2 separate regions of the Homo sapiens genome follow, and region 2 is linked to region 1. A link is an interaction called in ENCODE POLR2A ChIA-PET data of the cell type or tissue named here. Cell type or tissue: PC-9. All regions are shown on one strand. Each heading gives the region's core, and the rest is flanking DNA. Links, peaks and the distances in the headings are about the cores only. Region 1 has its middle 170 kb from the start of VCX3A. Region 2 overlaps PUDP (pseudouridine 5'-phosphatase).

The links. ChIA-PET counts read pairs that join two places held together with the same protein. Peaks named below come from ENCODE experiments on the same cell type or tissue, not always from the same donor. Only the 100,000 strongest peaks of a DNase experiment are listed, where the experiment ranks them.
Region 2: POLR2A ChIA-PET joins it to region 1 with 10 read pairs; 2 of 35 experiments call an interaction of 5 or more read pairs at or near these places.

The regions. Positions count from the first base shown.
Region 1 is chrX:6,704,160-6,712,829 of GRCh38, forward strand. It overlaps a transcript of PUDP not described here. Among named protein-coding and RNA genes, the nearest start is that of VCX3A, 170 kb to the left of the region's middle. In PC-9, for the core only: no CTCF peak of the experiment used is centred there; DNase peaks (open chromatin) are centred at 4,032 and 4,692; H3K27ac peaks cover 1,300 bases.
Region 2 is chrX:7,107,324-7,115,993 of GRCh38, forward strand. The region is part of intron 1 of PUDP (pseudouridine 5'-phosphatase); the gene reads right to left. Among named protein-coding and RNA genes, the nearest start is that of STS, 36 kb to the right of the region's middle. RefSeq lists enhancers at 1,859-1,928, 2,079-2,128, 3,399-3,448, 3,459-3,708, 8,531-8,670. In PC-9, for the core only: no CTCF peak of the experiment used is centred there; a DNase peak (open chromatin) is centred at 3,548; H3K27ac peaks cover 2,184 bases.

The sequences.
Region 1 (8,670 bases), core at 337-8,336:
CATACATACATACGACAGGTGCAGTGGCTCATGCCTGTAATCCCAGCACTTTGGGAGGCCAAGGCGGGTGGATCACAAGGTCAGGAGATTGAGATCATCCTGGCTAACACGGTGAAACCCCGTCTCTACTAAAAATACAAAAAATTAGTCGGGCGTGGTGGCGGGTGCCTGTAGTCCCAGCTACTCGGGAGGCTGAGGTAGGAGAATGGAGTGAACCCGGGAGGCAGAGCTTACAGTGAGCCAAGATCGCACCACAGCACTCCAGACTGGGCGACAAAGCGAGACTCCGTCTAAAACAAACAAACAAAAAAACAAAGATAGATAAGATACATTAAATAGATAGATGAGATGGCTAGAGATAAACAGATGTGATAGATAGATGAAGTAGATGAGAGAAAGATAGATATATGAGAGATGAGGTACATAGATGAAATAGATTAGATAGATTAGAGAGATAGATAAATGAGATAGATAAGTAGACAGATTAGATCAGTACATAAATAGATTAGACACATTAAATAGAGAGATGAGATAGATAGGGATAGAGAGATGAGATAGCTGAAATAGATGAGATCGAGACAGAGATATGAGAGATGAGGTACATAGATGAAATAGACTAGATAGGATAGATAGATGAGATAGGTAGATTGATAAAATGGATTAGATAAATTAGATAGATGATAGATGAAATAGAGATAGATGAGATAGATAAGACAGATGAGATAGACAGATAGATAGATAAGATAGGTAGGTACGTATGTAGTTAGATAGATGATAGATAGGATAGATAGAGGAGATAGAGAGATATATATAGAGAGATGAGATAGGTAGATTGACAAGGTAGATGAGACAGATAAATGATAGATGAAATAGATAAGATAGATTAGATACATGAGAGAGATGAGATACATAGATGAAATAGACAAGATAGCTACATAGATACATGAGATAGATAGATAGATAGATAGATAGATAGATAGATAGACAGATAAATAGATAGGCAGAGGTAGAGATGTAGAAGGGGATTTATTATGGGAATGGGTTCACATGATGAAGGAGGCTGACAAGTCTCATGAGAGGCCTTTTCCAACCTGTAGACCCACAGGAACCTACAGTGTGGCTCAGTTCAAGTCTGAAAGCCTCAGAGCAAAGCAAGCTAATGGTGTAATTCTCAGTCCCAGACTGAAGGCCTGAGAGACCGGTGGGGCATTAATGCAAGTCCTGGGGTTAAAAAGCTGGAGAACCTGGAGTTCTGAGGTCCAAAGGCAGAATCACAAGGGTGTGCCAGCTCTGGAAGTGAGAAGAATTCACCTGTCTTCTCACTGTTTTCCATTCAGGGCCGCAGCCAACTGGACAGTGGCCACCCACACTGAGGGAGAATTTCCACCACTCAGTCCACCAACTCCTATGCCAATCTCCTCTGGAAACACCCTCACAGACACACCCGAAAACAATGCTTAACCAGCCATGTAGGTGTCTCTTAATTCAGTCGACACCTAAAATTAACCATCACAAAGGACTTTGGCTTGTTCTGTTATTTCCTTAAATTCACTTAAATAGAATTGTGCCTCTGCAAAAGAAATTAATAAACATTCAGTTAGAAAGCACCAATTACTATTTCAAGGTTAACCGTATATTCACACATGAAATATTGGCAAAACAGGATGAGTGTCTTCTGCAATTCCATTATTTTAATTGTCAGAGGAATACAATATCAGCATAGAAAGTTTAAAACAAAACAAACAAACAAATTCAGATTACTTAAATAATAAACAAAATGTGGTGTATGTACACAATGGAATATAATACAGCCTTAAAAGGGGAATGAAATTCTGATACATACTACAACATGGATGAACCTAGAGGACATCACACCATGTGAACTAAGCATCATGCCAAGTTAAACAAGCCAGACACAAAAGGACAAATATTGTATGATTCCACTTCCATGTGGTACCCAGGATAGTCAAGTTCATAGAAACAAAAAGTAGATTCGTGGTTACCAAGGGCTGGGGAAGTGGGAAAGGAGTGATGAGGAGTTATTGCTGAATAGTTATGGAGTTTCACTTTGGGGAAAAGAAAAAAGCTCTGGAAGTGAATGGGAGTACCAATTGCACAAGGGGAATGTACTTAATGCCACTGAACCATGCACTTTTAAAAGGTTAAATGAGCCAGGCTCTCACCTGTAGTCGCAACCATTCAGGAGGCTGAGGCAGGAAGATCTCTTGAGGCCAGGAGTTCAAGACTGCAGTGAGCCACGATTGTGCCACTGCACTCCAGTCTGGGTGATAGAGAGAGATCCAGTCCCTAAAATAAGTAAATAAATAGGTTAAAATGATAAATTTTATGTTATGTATATTTTACCACAACTTCTAAAAGATTACCAGAGTAGACATCAGTCATCATATATGATAATTTCTTAAAGGATGGGTGGAATTCAATACACAAAAGAAAAGTGAGGTGCCGTGAAGGTGGAGAAGATCAGAATACGACACCCAAAATATGCCACTGTGATGTAAGGATTATTTTGAGAAAAGGCAGACACACAATGAGGCTCTCTGCCCTTTGCCAGCTGCCTAAAAGCAAAACAAATTTTGCCTTGCTTCCCTTCTTCCCGACCAGGGGCAAGATGGCACCAAAAAGAATCTAATAAACACACCTTACCAAATGACCCTCATCAACCATCAGCATCCCCTTTATATTCACCTTCCCACCATTTACAGCCCCTAAAAAGTCCAAAAACCCTTGTCCTTTGTTGTGTCACTTGTCTACAAGTGTATCATTCTTTGAATGGTATAAAAGCGTTCAAGTCTAGGTGCTTCTTGGGGGATGAGGAGGGATCTTTTCTTTGTGAAGCACCCCCCAACACCACCAACCAACAATGTAACATAAAGCTTAGCATCAAGTAAAATATCTATGATTTTCTCCTGTTAATTTGTCTTTTGCCAGTTTGTGTTGCAAGCTCATCCACACAACCCAAGAAAGTAGAGGAAATTTTTTCTCCCATGCAAAGAGGAAGAAATCCTACTAGAGGGTCCTTCACTAGTAAAAAATTCTACTAGAGGATTCCAAGCAGTGCACCACACTCAGACCTGTGGCTGGGTGCATCCTTCTACAGCAGTAGTTCCCAACCTTTATGCCACCAGAGACTGGTTTTGTGGAAGACAATTTTTCCATGGACTGCAGTGGGGATACAGGGGCATGATTTCAGGATGATTCAAGTGCATTATATTTATTGTACACTTTATTTATATTATTATTACATTGTAATATATAATGAAATACAACTTATCATCATGTATAACCAGTGGGAGCCCTAAGCTTGCTTTCCTGCAAATAGACGGTCCCATCTGGGGGTGATGGGAGAAAGTGACAGATCATCAGGCATTAGATTCTCATAAGGAGCACACAACCTAGATCCCTTGGATGTGCAGTTCACAACAGGGTTCGCACTCCTATGAGACTCTAATGGCATCACTGATCTGACAGGAGACAGAGGTCAGGTGGTAATGTGAGTGATGGGGAGCGGCTGTAAATGCACAGGAAACTTCCCTCACTAGCCCGCCACTCATCTCCTGCTGTGCAGCCCGGTTCCTAACAGGCCACAGACCCGTCAGTGGCTGGGGCTTGGGCATCCCTGCTTTAGAGCACAGGATGGATTGCAACAGAGTAACAAGAAACATGGTTGGAAACACAATTTAATGGCAGCCTATGAAGTTGGCACTTTCTTTTATAACCTTGTAGCAACTGTGGAGAAGCACCTATCATCATAATCCATATTATTTTCCACGGTTGAGCCCTGTTTCACAATGTCACTGTTAATTTTCGACGAAGCTCCTTTAAAGCAAGAAACTTGGGTGGGATTTCCTGCAATCCTGGCTGGATTACCCAGAAAATGCACTTCCCACCCTAACCCCCTCAAAAAACAAGTTGAATTCTTAAAATACTTTTAGTAACTCAAAACAAGGACCAACCAAGGAGAGATGCCCTAAAGAAAGAATAGCCTGTCTGTTTCCACATTCCTGAATGGGGGAGTCATCTTTTTGTCACCCTCATAGAAAGAATTCTTCTGAAATGCCAACAGCCTCTGGTAGCATTTGGGAAGCAAGGATGCCCCAAGCAGTGTGAGAAGGGCTGTGTTGAGAGAATTTTCCAAAATAAGACTTGTCTCTCTGCCAGGGTAGAAAAAGCCTCTGCAGCCCGAGGTAGGACACTTGGTGTCTCCCTTTTGCTTCCTTAATCTATAAACCATGGCCCATGGCTGTCAGGTAGCTCCAAAGAAATGCTGAGGAGATTAATGAGATTGTATCTGTGGAATCCTTGGGGCCTCTGGGAAAATGTACTGCATACAAAATTAGCTGCATTTTGACATTAGCCTGTATGCTAATACCGCTCACATCAACTAGATTATTTAGCAATGACAGAAAATGTAACTCCTTCTCCTGGTTCTTTATCATTTCATCAAATGAAAATGACCTTTGCAAATAAATAATGTATCGGTTTCTTTGGCTGCCGTTGTTTTCATCATGGTCCATTTATTGCCAGGATCTCCATGACCAAGGTCCCAAGACAACCCTCTGAGGATGAATAGCATCAAGGAACAAGCTCTGGCTGAGGTCCCAGAAATCCTCGTTTCTCCGAGAAGAACTGTCCCTTAAACGTCTAAAGGTATGACCAGCCTAATGCTGTCTTCCTGCCACACCCTCTAAACTGTGCTGCAATTAGTGGTAGTGACTAATCTACTCAGTTTTAAACACAGCAGAGACCTCAAGGCAAGAGCTACCCTAGATGAAGCCACCTGTGCTCACAGGTATATATATTGAACACACTTCTAAGCAAGACAGTGCATGTAGAGTTTGTTCTCTGAAAACACTGAACAGATGAGCATGGCTCAGGGAATTGGAAGATCTGAAAAAGAGCACATCACTCCAAGGCTTTACGGTAAAGCTGCTAGAATCATCCTCTTAGAAGATTTAGATTAGGAAATGTCACTCCCCCCACTTCAAATCCCCATTGAGATTGCATTGCCTGTGAAATAAAACCCAAGGTATTTAGCATAGCACACAGGATCTTCCAGGGTCTGGTCTCTCACTTGCTGTTTAATCTTACCTCCCAACACGTGGTGTTATTGTGCCCTGTGCTCTGATCACACTTCTGTTTAATTCATGATTCTCTTGATAAATCACACACTCTCAGGCCCTTATACCCATCCTCCAGTCCCAAATGTCCTTCCACTCCACTCCCCTTCTATCTTCAAGTCCACTTATCCGTTAAAGTCCAGCTTTTAGTCCATCTGCTTTGGAAAATCTTTCTTGATCTCCCAGACAAAAGGAATCCCTCACTCAACAATGGTGCCTCCATCACCCGAAGCGTTTATCACTGGGTTTAGTACGAGAGTCATTGACAGTCTCTGAATTCAAAGTGACATTGGTGAGAAGTCTCAGCCCCCTCCTTCCTTGGACATTCGACAAAAGTTGCTTGAGTGGAATTGAGTATTTCTGACTGATGTTCTTAAAATGATGTAATTTTATGCTCAGACTATAGGGTGATGTATTTCCATCATCTGTTGGACAATTCGCTTTTAAGTCAGGGACTTAGATACATTTTATTTGTAAAGTTTCCTTATTTTCTCAAACCTAAGGCACAACCAGAGAAACTGGACGTTTTAAAAACTAAATTTGGGCCAGGTGTGGTGGCTCACACCTGTGATCCCAGCACTTTGGGAGGCCAAGGCAAGTGGATCACTTGAAGTCAGGAGTTCGAGACCAGCCTGGCCAACATAGTGAAACCCTATCTCTACTAAAAATGCAAAAATTAGCCGGGCGTGGTGGTGGGCACCTGTAATCTCAGCTACTCACAAGGTTGAAGCAGGACAATCACTTGAACCCGGGAGGTGGAGGCTGCAGTGAGCCGAGATAGTGCCACTGCACTCCAGCCTGGGCGATAGAGCAAGAACCTGTCCAAAAACAACAACAACAAAACAAACAAACAAAAACAAACAAATGAAAGCTGAATTTGGGAGCCTAGCACACTCTAAGCACAAAATGTTCTAATCACTCCCAATCTTCAGTCCACACTAATGATATAATCGTCCATATCATCTGACCAATTCAAGACAGACTCAGCTGCAGCTGGAAGCAGGTAACACCTCGAAACAGGGCAGTTGACTTTGACCCATGCATTAAACCACTGCTTGGCAATGCAGTGTAAACTATAAAACTGTAGCTAAGTTGAAGACCTCGCCACCCTTCCACTCCATTCCCAGAGTTAAATAGAGGTGAGTCTTGAAAGCAAGCCTCACTCACTCTTCATGGACTGCATTGCTGTGACCTCTCAGGACTCACATCCCCTAAGTCAGCCGCCTGTTCCCATCAGTCTAGACCCAGCAGAAATGGTTGGCGTCAAATGTTCAAGGAGCAACACTTTGGCAGTGTCATTATTATTAAATGCAACTAAATGAACTATTAACACCATCTGTTCATTGTGGTGGATGTCAGACGTGCCATTCCAAATAGTGCAGGAGCTGCTGACGCTGGATTTCGCAGAATAAAATCACCTTCTGCTCACTCGACCAAACAGTAGGAGCACATAACTGTGTGCCAAAGGTCTGGGGTTTTTCTGTGTGTTTGTTTCATTTATAATTATTTTTGATTATCCAATTTCCTCCGAAGCCAATAAGAAACACTGTGTACGTCCCAGTTTTCCTCCATAGCTGGAGGTTGTGACACACCCAAAGCCTCATTGTTGTAAATCTCTTCAAAGTACACAGCTCATCAATTGAAGACTGGGTTCCATGGAGAAAGGGGGGAAAAGTGTGGAGCTGCACTGATCACGTATGTAAATTCCGTTTTGTGGAAATGTCCCAACTGGAAGGAAATATCACTGAGAATGTCAGGGACAAGAGAAAACATCCCCTTCCCCCTCTGAAGTTTCACTGAAAATCACTGACAAGAGGCAGATTAATAGGAGAAATGGCGCAAACATTTATTTTATAACATTTTTATGTGACATGGGAGCCTTCAGACTGAAGACCCAAAGATACGAGGGAAACTGTGCATTGTTATGCTTAGGTTCAAGCAGGTATGAACAAAATCCATGTAGAAATAGCATCGGAGGAAAAGGGCCTGATCTAAAGCAAATGGACTGAGGGTGGAAACCCCGCCAGGCCTGTCTGTGTAGATTCTTCTTGCTTCTCTCTCTGAGCAGCGCTCCTTCCTTCCGGGTGTGCTGCGAGACCCTCTCTGGAATGCGGGTCTTAGGATCTACAGTCAAACCAGGTAGATCAGAGGATTTCTTTACGGCCAGTTTTGACACTGAGAGGTGATGGAGGGTAAGTTAGAGTCCTATTTTAGGTTTTATGTCTGGCTTTGGGGCAAAAGGGGCTCTGGTTTCTATGAACCACCTTGGGGAGGAGAAATTCTAGTTTTTATGAGGCCTGGAGGGAGAATGGGACTGACAGACAGGAGGGCAGGAGAAGGTGAGGAAGAAACTTTTCCTTCCGAGGCTTCTTCTGAGGCCTTCGTTTTGGGGTAGTGTTCTCTGAGCACAACATTAGCTAAGGAAGAGATTTAGGCTTTGTCTCCTTAGTAAATTCTGGTCCACGTGGGGCTGCACAAAGCCTTCATTGTGTCCAATTCACCGCAGCTTATGGGACCTTCCCTGCTGTGCTCTCAAAGCCAGGAAGCACTGCTTCTCCACTGTGTCCAGCTCACAGGGCCTGGGTGCCTCAGGCACAGCCAATATTCTGCTTTTACATTTGATCACCTATAGTCGCATCCTCAGACTGTCAATCTACAGCATGTGCAGCATTCAATGTTTCTTTCCTGGAGTCAGCATACTCGGGCTCTCTGGCTGGAGTTGACTCATCTCTAAACTGCTCTCCACATCCACAAAATAACTGCATGCCACCTATTGGTGCAGGGCTAGGGAACCAAAGGATGCAATGCCCTCAAGGAGCCACATTTTATTTTATTTTAATATTTATCTATTTATTTATTTTGTGTGTGTGTGTGACAGAATCTCACTCTGTCGCCCAGGCTGTAGTGCAGTGGCGTAATGTCAGCTCACTGCAACCTCTGCCTGCGAGGTTCAAGCAATTCTCTAGCCTCAGCCTCTGGAGCAGCTGGAATTACAGGCATGTGCCACCATGCCTGGCTAATTTTTGTATTTGTAGTAGAGACGGGTTTTTGCCATGTTGGCCAGAATGTCTCCAACTCCGGACCTCAAGTGATCTGCCCGCCTCAGTCTCCCAAAATGCTGGGATTGCAGGCATGAGCCACCACGCCCAGCCTATGAGCCAAATTCTAGTGGGAATTTTGGAAACAGTGCTTTGGAATATACAAATCATGAGAGCTTAAAGTCGGGCAATGATAAGGAGCTCCTCATCTCTCTAGGCAACAGGCAGTAAGATGAAGCGGTTCAATGATTTTGGCTAGAAGAACAAGGGTCCTGCACCTTCACCATGTTCATCTTGGGGATTCTGGGGAGCCATATACTGTGGAAGCAGCCCTCACAGGATCAGGACTCCAAAACTCAAGAAAGTCAAAAGCCCCATGCTACTAAGTCTTCCCTGGGTCCTTGCAATTCTGCATAAGAAACACCAAAAGGGGCGGGCACAGTGGCTCATGCCTGTAATCCCAGCACTTTAGGAGGCTGAGGCGGGTGGATCAC
Region 2 (8,670 bases), core at 115-8,114, 400 kb after region 1:
TTTTTTCCCTGTAAGATAGTATCTGGGAGACCCAGGACACACTGAGGGAAGTAACGTGTACGCACAGAGAAGGCTATGTGTATCCAAGAGGCATGTAAGTCTTCATACTCCTATGTATGTTCACATGCTTACATGCACATAGGTATGCATGCTTGTCTGTAATTGCCTCGATGTGTTTTGAAAGTTGGCAAGGTATGAACTGCGACTAAAGGAGAGTTATGGGGCGGGCGCGGTGGCTCACGCCTATAATCCCAGCACTTTGGGAGGTCAAGGCAGGAGGACTGCCCGAGCTCAGTAGTTCAAGACCAGCCTGGGCAACATGGCAAAACCCCGTCTGTATTAAAAATACAAAAAACTAGCTGGGCATGGTGGCATGTGACTGTAATCCCAGCTACTCAGGAGGCTGGGGCAGGAGAATCACTTGAACCCAAGAGGCGGAGGTTGCAGTGAGCCAAGATCGTGCCACTGCACTCCAGCCTGGGCAACAAGAGCGAAATTATGTCTTCAAAAAAAAGAGAGTTAGGGCAGGTTTTAACTCCAAAATATCTGCTCCTCCCAGATAGGCATGCAGAGAGCTGCCTGCACCACACGGCAGGATTCGCTGTGTCACACATGGAGGAGGCCGGGAAGGTCTCTTGTGAGCCGCTGCAATGGTAGGGCCACCTGTGCTTTGTCTCCTGCATCTTTCTCACAGAAGGTGAATGGTCATCTGTGTAGACACAAGGCCTGGGCAGTCAATCATATCCACCACCTATATGCAAAATTCCTGAATGAACCAAGGGCAGAGTGCTGCTGTCTTGAGAAAAAGTTTTCCGTGTGGCCCTGTATCATGTTCCTTCAGCAGCATCCAAACTGCATCTCTTGACTGCACCTGCAGCATCGGCTAGGGCTCTTGCCGCCTTATACTCAGAGGACTGGGCTCACTGACTGCTTTGGCTGCCACGGTGTGGACTTTGCCTCTGTGCACGCTTCTCTCCTGGTCCCAGGGCTCACTGCACTTGCCTGGGGAACTCTCTGGCTCTTCCTCCTGGGATGGGGCTGAGGCTGGGCCCAGTCCACCCTGTGGACACTGGAGACCAGGAGAGGCTGGTTATTGTGGACTGGGCTCTTCCTTGGGCTTTTGGGTGGCCCCTGCCCTGCACTCCCCATCTTCCTTCCTCCCCCTGTGCACTGACCCCCTCTGTGGCCCTCTTCCCTGCAGAAGACCCCTGGCTTCTCCACCTCCTGATGGATACTCTGGTTTTGACTGCTAACAGCAACAAGAAGAGCCCTCCTCTGTTCTTTCTCTGCTTTTCTTGGCAAATCCACCCACAGCTGCATCTGCAGGTGCCATTTCATTTTCAGCACTATAATATTTTTCTCCTTGCTTTTCTACCACAAGCTGTATTTTTTTCATTTATTTTTTTGTTTGTAGACATGGGATGCCTTGCCCTGTGGCCCAGGCTGGTCTCAAACTGGTGGCCTCAAGTGATTCTCCAGCCTCGGTCTCCCAGTGTTGGGATTAAGGCATGAGCCTCTGCGCCTGGCCACAAGCTGTATTTTATTAAGTTTGCTGTAAAACACACCAAACAAACCTCAGAACCTCCACCGTTCTGGATACTGCAGACTGTGAAGGCCCAATCCCTGAATGGAGGGCTCAAAGCCCTTTAGGAGAGTACAAAAGACAGGACTCTTAGAAAAGTCTGGGCTGGTTTGTAGAAGTCGAAGTTCAAGTAACAACCTGAGTAACTCAAGGCTTCCTGGATTCCATCCTGCACTCGGTCTCCCTACAGAAGCTGCAGAACAGAAGGAAGGGCTGGCCCACCCTCCTCCTCAACAGCTGAGTGGTGAAAAGCCTCCTCTAAGGGAGGGTTACCCAGGCATGAGCGCTCCTTTTATTTTCTTCTTCTCTGTGAGGGGGAGAAAGAGCCAAGGCTCTCAGGGCAAGGAGATGGACGGATTGGCAGTGAGGCGGCACATTTTACTTCCTTGAGTGTTTGTTCTAGTAGTTGAGAGAGGAAGATTGACAAAAGGAAACTGCAGGCATCGAACAAGTGAGACACCACTGTCGGGTTTGAAAAGCCGAGTGAAGGAACAGAACAGAGGGCAGGCAGGACGATGGAGGTGCTCCGTGGAACTCTGACTAAGGCGAGTGTGCGAACAGGAAGAAAGGAGTGTGGACAAAGGCAGGAAAACAGCTGTATCCTCTAAAAATGCTTCCAACAGTGTTTATTTAAAGCTTAAAATGTCATGGAGCTTTTAATTTAAAAGACACAGAACTGTGGGATTATAAATCTGTAGGGGACTGTGCAGACAGACACTTTTCCTCACCATTTAGATAAAATAATCCTAAATCCGTGGAATAAGAAAGGATCTAAACAAGTAATTAAACTCCTCAGATCAAATGATAACTACAGCTGTTGATGATGGCACACTTAAAGGGACAGCGTTGTGAAAGGAAAAATGCTGAAATAAAATAAAGGAGCATAAAACACTTGCACTAGGGCCATCAGATGGATATTCTTCCCTGCTTACTAACAAGCTTGCAGCTTTAACATTGCTTCAGGGTCCTTTTTACCAGGAAAGGTCATATTGTTTTTAACATGCTAGGGCCACATACACTACTACCCTCCTTAGGAGAATTAGAAAATATCCCTTGTGACTGTGACCACTCCCCTCCTCCCAGCTGGAATCTGTGTGGCATGTTGAGAGCAGCTTCTGTAGTAGCTGCAAGGGCAGCATGGGGAGGGGGAGAGCCTGGCAGGGAGGTGGAAGCTCTGAAGAAGCTACAGGGTGCCCCAGGCTGGGGCCCAAAGACTGGCGGGTGTTTTCATCCTCAGAGGCAGCCTGAGTTCCCGGGGGCTTATGGGAGGCATTAAGGCTTAAATTAATTCAACTGTTATGGAAGCCCTGTGCCTGGAGGAAGTCTAGGCCGATGGCCTCTAAGTTTCTGTCTAAGGCGGAGACTGGGTAATTGCTGCAAATCAAGTAACATTTTATAACTGAAAATGTATCTTAAATGCTCACTAAGTCCGCCCCTGAGGCACAGTGGTTGATGTTTTACCCAACAAAGATATAAAAAGCGAGGGTTTCTCCCCAACTGCTCTCTCAGGGAGCTGTACCTGCTTACCATGCAAATGGGGACCTATCTTCAATTTTATAACTGTGAGTTGCGTTATTTACGGGGAAAACACCTTGAGCCAACTGTCATTAAGAAGCACATATGGTGATACGGTTTGGCTGTGTCCCCACCTAAATCTCATCTGTTACATGCAGCCCTGTGAAGAGACCACCAAACAGGCTTTGTGTGAGCAATAAAGCTTTTTAATCACCTGGGTACAGGCAGACTGAGTCCGAAAAAGGAGTCAGCAAAGGGAGATAGGGGTGCGGCAGTTTTATAGGATTTGGGTAGGTAGTGGAAAATTACAGTTAAAGGGGGTTGTTCTCTTGCGGGCAGGGGTGGGGGTCACAAGGTGCTCAGTGGGGGAGCTTCTGAGACTCATTGTCCAGGAGAAGGAGTGTCACAAGGTCAATCAGTTAGGGTGGGGCAGGAACAAATCACAATGGTGGAGTGTCATCCATTAAGGCAGGAAGTGGCTATTTTCACTTTGTGGTTTTTCAGTTGCTTCAGGCCATCTGGATGTATACGTGCAGGTCACAGGGGATATGATGGCTTAGCTTGGGCTCAGAGGCCTGACAATCTCGAACTGTAATCCCCAAGTGTGGAGGGAGGGAGGTGATTGGATCGTTGGGGTGGTTTCCCCCATGCTGTTCTCGTGATAGTGAGATCTGAAGGTTTTATAAGTGTTTGCAAGTGCCTCCTTTGCCCCTTTCTCCTGCTGCCTTGCCATCCCCTTCTGCCATGACTGTAAGTTTCCCGAGGCCTCCCCAGCCATGTGGAACTGTGGGTCAATTAAACCTCTTTCCTCTACAGAATACCCAGTCTCAGGGAAGTTCTTTATAGCAGTGTGAGAACAGAGTAACATTAATACACATGGGAAGGCCTGATTTTGCTCCTACCCTCATGTTCATACAAGACCTAGGGCTTTGGGGACCCAAGAGACCTGCAGAAAACTCCCAGCTCAGCTGCACGCCCTGGGACAAGTTTCTTAGCCTGTCTAACATACGATGTTTATTGGAGAAATGTATTTAATAGCCGCTGACCTGCAGAGCGGGGGTGGCCTTAAAGCTGGGGGTGGGGTGGGGCGGGGGGAGATGCTTTAGGTGTGGGAGGTGGCAGGCAGCCCAGGCAGTGAAGCCAGGTCCTCTAAAGCCTGGTGGTCTTTCGGGAAACCCCAACTCTGCAGCTTTCTAGCCGGAAACTCTGGAAGCTAGCAGCCTTGGGTAAAGCACCTATAAAATGAGGATCCTATTCATACTGCAGGTCTTATAAGCCTGCTGGACCTTGGCTTGCACACCTCTAAAATGGGATCCTAATGATGTAGTCATGCCACACACCTTCTAGGCGGTTGCGTCCATGGAGTGAAATAATCTGTGTTGTGCTCTGAGCGCTTGGCCCAGAATTACCTCTGAGCATCAACATATGGAATCATTAGGGAATGCTTTTGTTAACCGTGAGTTATAGGGAATTGACAAGATCTGCTGTCTCCCTTAACAGCAACGCTCCAGTAAGAGCAAACAGCTATTGAACTTGAGAAACTAAAGTGCCTCCTACCAAATATTTTGCTTAAAAAAAAAAAAAAGCAAACAAAACTATCAATTATTTGGAATTCACCAATACATCACACCTGCTAGGCACATTAAACCAGCTTCACAAACACTTCTTAATTGCCGGGGCTGCAGAGGAACAAACACAGCCTCTGTTCCCAATTCCATAACCCAAAAGCTTCTGAAAACACTGCAAAATCTGTACTGGGCTAGCATGAGGTGGTTTTAATGGTCCACATTTATCATACTTAGTGCGACTCTTCAAGCACTTCCCTATAGAAATACTAATGGATTTGATTACGGGTGCTGCCTGAGAACGTTCTGTGTCATGGAACATATGAATTCTAATACCTTTTAAAAATAACCTATATTTAAATACATCTGGCTCCATAGATTTTGGGTAACGGATTATGAACCCGAGTTTGTGACCGCTTACTTATGAAGTTACACTTTGTGCATCTTGCACAACTGAATCTACTTAATGCTTTTTTTCTCCAAAACTAATCTTGATGTATCTTGAGCATAATTTTTATTCCCAATTACAAAAAAGAGAAAAAACTTAAAGCCAGTGTTTTGTGTTAGATAGGCTAGTTCCTTAAAGACACAAAATAAACTACAAGAAAGGCTGATCTTGAGTTAGAATCAAATTGTCACAATCTGACAGTTATGAAGATGTTAGCTGACTGTGTGTGTGCACGTTTTAAGAGTTCAGCTTTTCTTTTTGAGACAAGGTCTCACCTGAGTATAGTAGGGTGATCACATCCCACTGCAGCCCTGACCCCCCGGGCTCAAGTGATCCTCCCGCCTCAGCCTCCCAAGTAGCTGGGGCTACAGGTGTGCGCCACCACACCAGGCTGATTTTTAATTTTTTTTGTAGAGACACGGTCTCCCTATGTTGCCCAGGCTAGTCTTGAACTCCTGGCCTGGAGTGATCCTCCCACTATGGACTCCCAAAGTGCTGGGATTACAGGTGTGAGCCACGGTGCCCAGCCAAGAGTTCAGCTTTTCACTGATCATGTTACAAAAGAGGTTTCTTCAAAAAGATTAAAGCCCGTGTCCTAAGTAGATCCCTCAGATGCTTCTTTCCTTGCTTGCACTTCCTTCTGCTCAGCTGGGGCAGCAGTGGAGGGGCAGGACTGCCTACAGGTACAGGTCCAGCAGCCCCCATGCTGCTGCAGAGGAGGTTCCCAATGTTGACTCTGGCTGGGGAAATGGTACAGGGGCAGAACTGCCTGTAGGTACAGGTCCACCAGCCCCCATGCTACCAAAAAGGCTCCCGATGTTGACACTGGCCAGGCCCTTGCAAACAGGTCAGGCCCAAAAGTTTCACCATTTACACTAGCTGCTTTAATGAGGGCGACGGTCTTATGTGATGGTCACCACACTGCACTGTAGAATGAGGGCCGAGTAGATGCAAGTGAGCTCAAACAAAGATGGAGGCCATGGTGTGGGCGAGTGCGGGGCTGGTGCCACCGGGCAGGGTGCTAGTCACCCAATGAGTGACAGCTTCACAAGGCCTTAGCTTCCTCGGAAGGGCTAAGCACCTTAATGGCAGCTGAGGAAAGAGGGTCAGCAGTGTTTTGAATGTGTGTAAAACCACATTTTAAAGTGAAGTTGCTTTAATTAAAAAACCCAACATCCAGTACATTTTGATAGAAGTGGTGGTGTCATTTTTCTGAACCATTTTGACAGTACATAGTAGCTAATCAGTAATTGTTCAATTTATTTAAAATGTACACCACTAGTATTGTTCATCTAAGATATTCTACTGCTTGTTTCCTAAACACCTTGATTCTCGAAATGAGGTCCCCGGACCAGCAGCATCAGTATGAAGTGAGATGCTGTCCAACTACATATTCTTGGACTCTGTCTTATTCCATTTTCTGCTGCTTATTAACAGAATGCCTAAAACGTGGTAATGTATGAAGACATTCATTTCTTACAGTTATGGGGACTGAGAAGTCCAACGTCGAGGGGACACATTTTGGGAGGGCCTTCTTGCTGGTGGGGACTCCATGGAGTCCCGAGGCAGCACAGAGCATCACATCTTGAGGGGGCTGAGTATGCTAGCTCAGGTCTCTCTCTCTCTCTCTCTTTTTCTTTTTTTCTTTTTTCTCTCTTTGAGACGGAGTCTCGCACTGTAGCCAGGGCTGGAGTGCAAAGGCGTGATCTCAGCTCACTGAAACCTCTGCATCCCAGGTTCATGCAATTCTCCTGCCTCAGCCTCCCGAGTAGCTGGGATTACAAGTGCACACCACCATGCCTGGCTAATTTTTTGTAGAGATGGGGTTTAGTAGAGATGGGGTTTCACTATGTTGGCCAGGCTGGTCCCAAACTCCTGACCTCATGATCCACCTGCCTCGGCCTCCCAAAGTCCTGGGATTACAGGTGTGAGCCACAGTGCCCAGCCTCCTCCTCTTCTTACAAAGCCAGCAGTCCCACTCCTTTGATAACGCATTCATCCAACAACTCACTAATCTATTAATCCATGAACGAAAGGGTCCATTCATGAGGGCAGAGCCTTCATGACCCAACACCTCTTAGAGACCCCACACCTCTCAATACTGCCACATTGGGGATTAAGTTTCAACATGAGTTTCAGAGAGAACAAACGTTCAAACCACACAGCAGGCCCTACCCCAGATCTACAGAATCAGAAGCTGGGGTGGGACCTAGCAATGTGTGTTTTACAGAGCCCTCTCAGTGATTTGAATGTGTGCTCAAGTGGAGGGCCACTGACCTGGCATTATGTTTTCATGTAAGACTTGTGCTCTATAAAGTTGTGATTTTAAAAATATATCAATCTTAACTAAGAAGTGCTTAATTGTACATATACAAATGTACAAATTAGTACAAATTAAAGAATAAACAATCTATGATGATATTCATCCCAGTACTTACTTTCCTTTATATTGTACCCCATTATGGTTTAGTTACATTTATTTTCCTATTTCCTTCTGTCACCCCCAAATCAGACTTATGTTAATGTGTTTGTAATGAAAGAGAGATTTAAAAATAAGGACCCTTAAACATGCCCCATTCTTTCTCAAGTTAACTGCAGCAAATGATTCCAATAAATTGGAGTTCTCAGTTAATAATAGTTAATTAGGCCTGCATCAAATGAGATGTAGAATTCAATGAAAGTTATGCACAGCATTCTCACGGACATGGCCAGGGTAAAGTGCTTATGAAGACATGCCCTAATAAGCTAGCTCTTTTAAAGAAACATGCATCTTGGAATAAAAACACTGACAACTTAATGGAACATACCATATGCAAGGATTAGTTAATTGGCTCAACTCTCTTAAATGGAAATCAAGAAAAAAACATTTTCTAGGCTGGAATCATTACATATGAAATCACAGTTGTCCTTGGTGACCTTCTTTTGAGAGTAACTACTGAAACTTTTACATCGCTATATATATATGTTCTAACATAAGATCCTCCTTTTCTTCTAGTGAAAGCATTTCCAGCTTTATGAAAGATATTGGAAAATAAGGGTCAATTTCCAAAAACCAACTTTCGGTCAGTAAGTAGCACAGCAATCCTAAAAACTGAGCTTTGAACTACATAAGCTAGGAAATCCAGCCCTTCACAGCAGAAAGGTTTCAGCCTTCTGAAATGGCTAGTTCAGACAGCTGGGGTTGCCTTGGGCTTTTTTTGACCTTCTTAACCAGCCAAGCTTACTTAGTAATCCCTAGAACCCTAACAGCAAAAACTGTTCTGAAAGGTCACTGTGGGCAACAGCTGTTTCACATTGCTCTCTATGCTCCTGGCACACAGCACAGAGCCCAGATCCTGTCGGCAGCGCTATTTCACTTCACTCCCAGAGTCACGTCCACGCACGTGGCTGCAAGGGGGAGCTGGCCTAAGCCTGCAGTGAGGAGTGAGGCCAAACCACACCACCTCTTTGCATGGACTGGAAGAGTCTATCTGCTCAAAGCATCCTAGTGTCATAGGAAGGCATTATTACATTTGCGGGAAGACAAGAGAAGCCCACGAAAAGACCAGATTCTGGTAAAT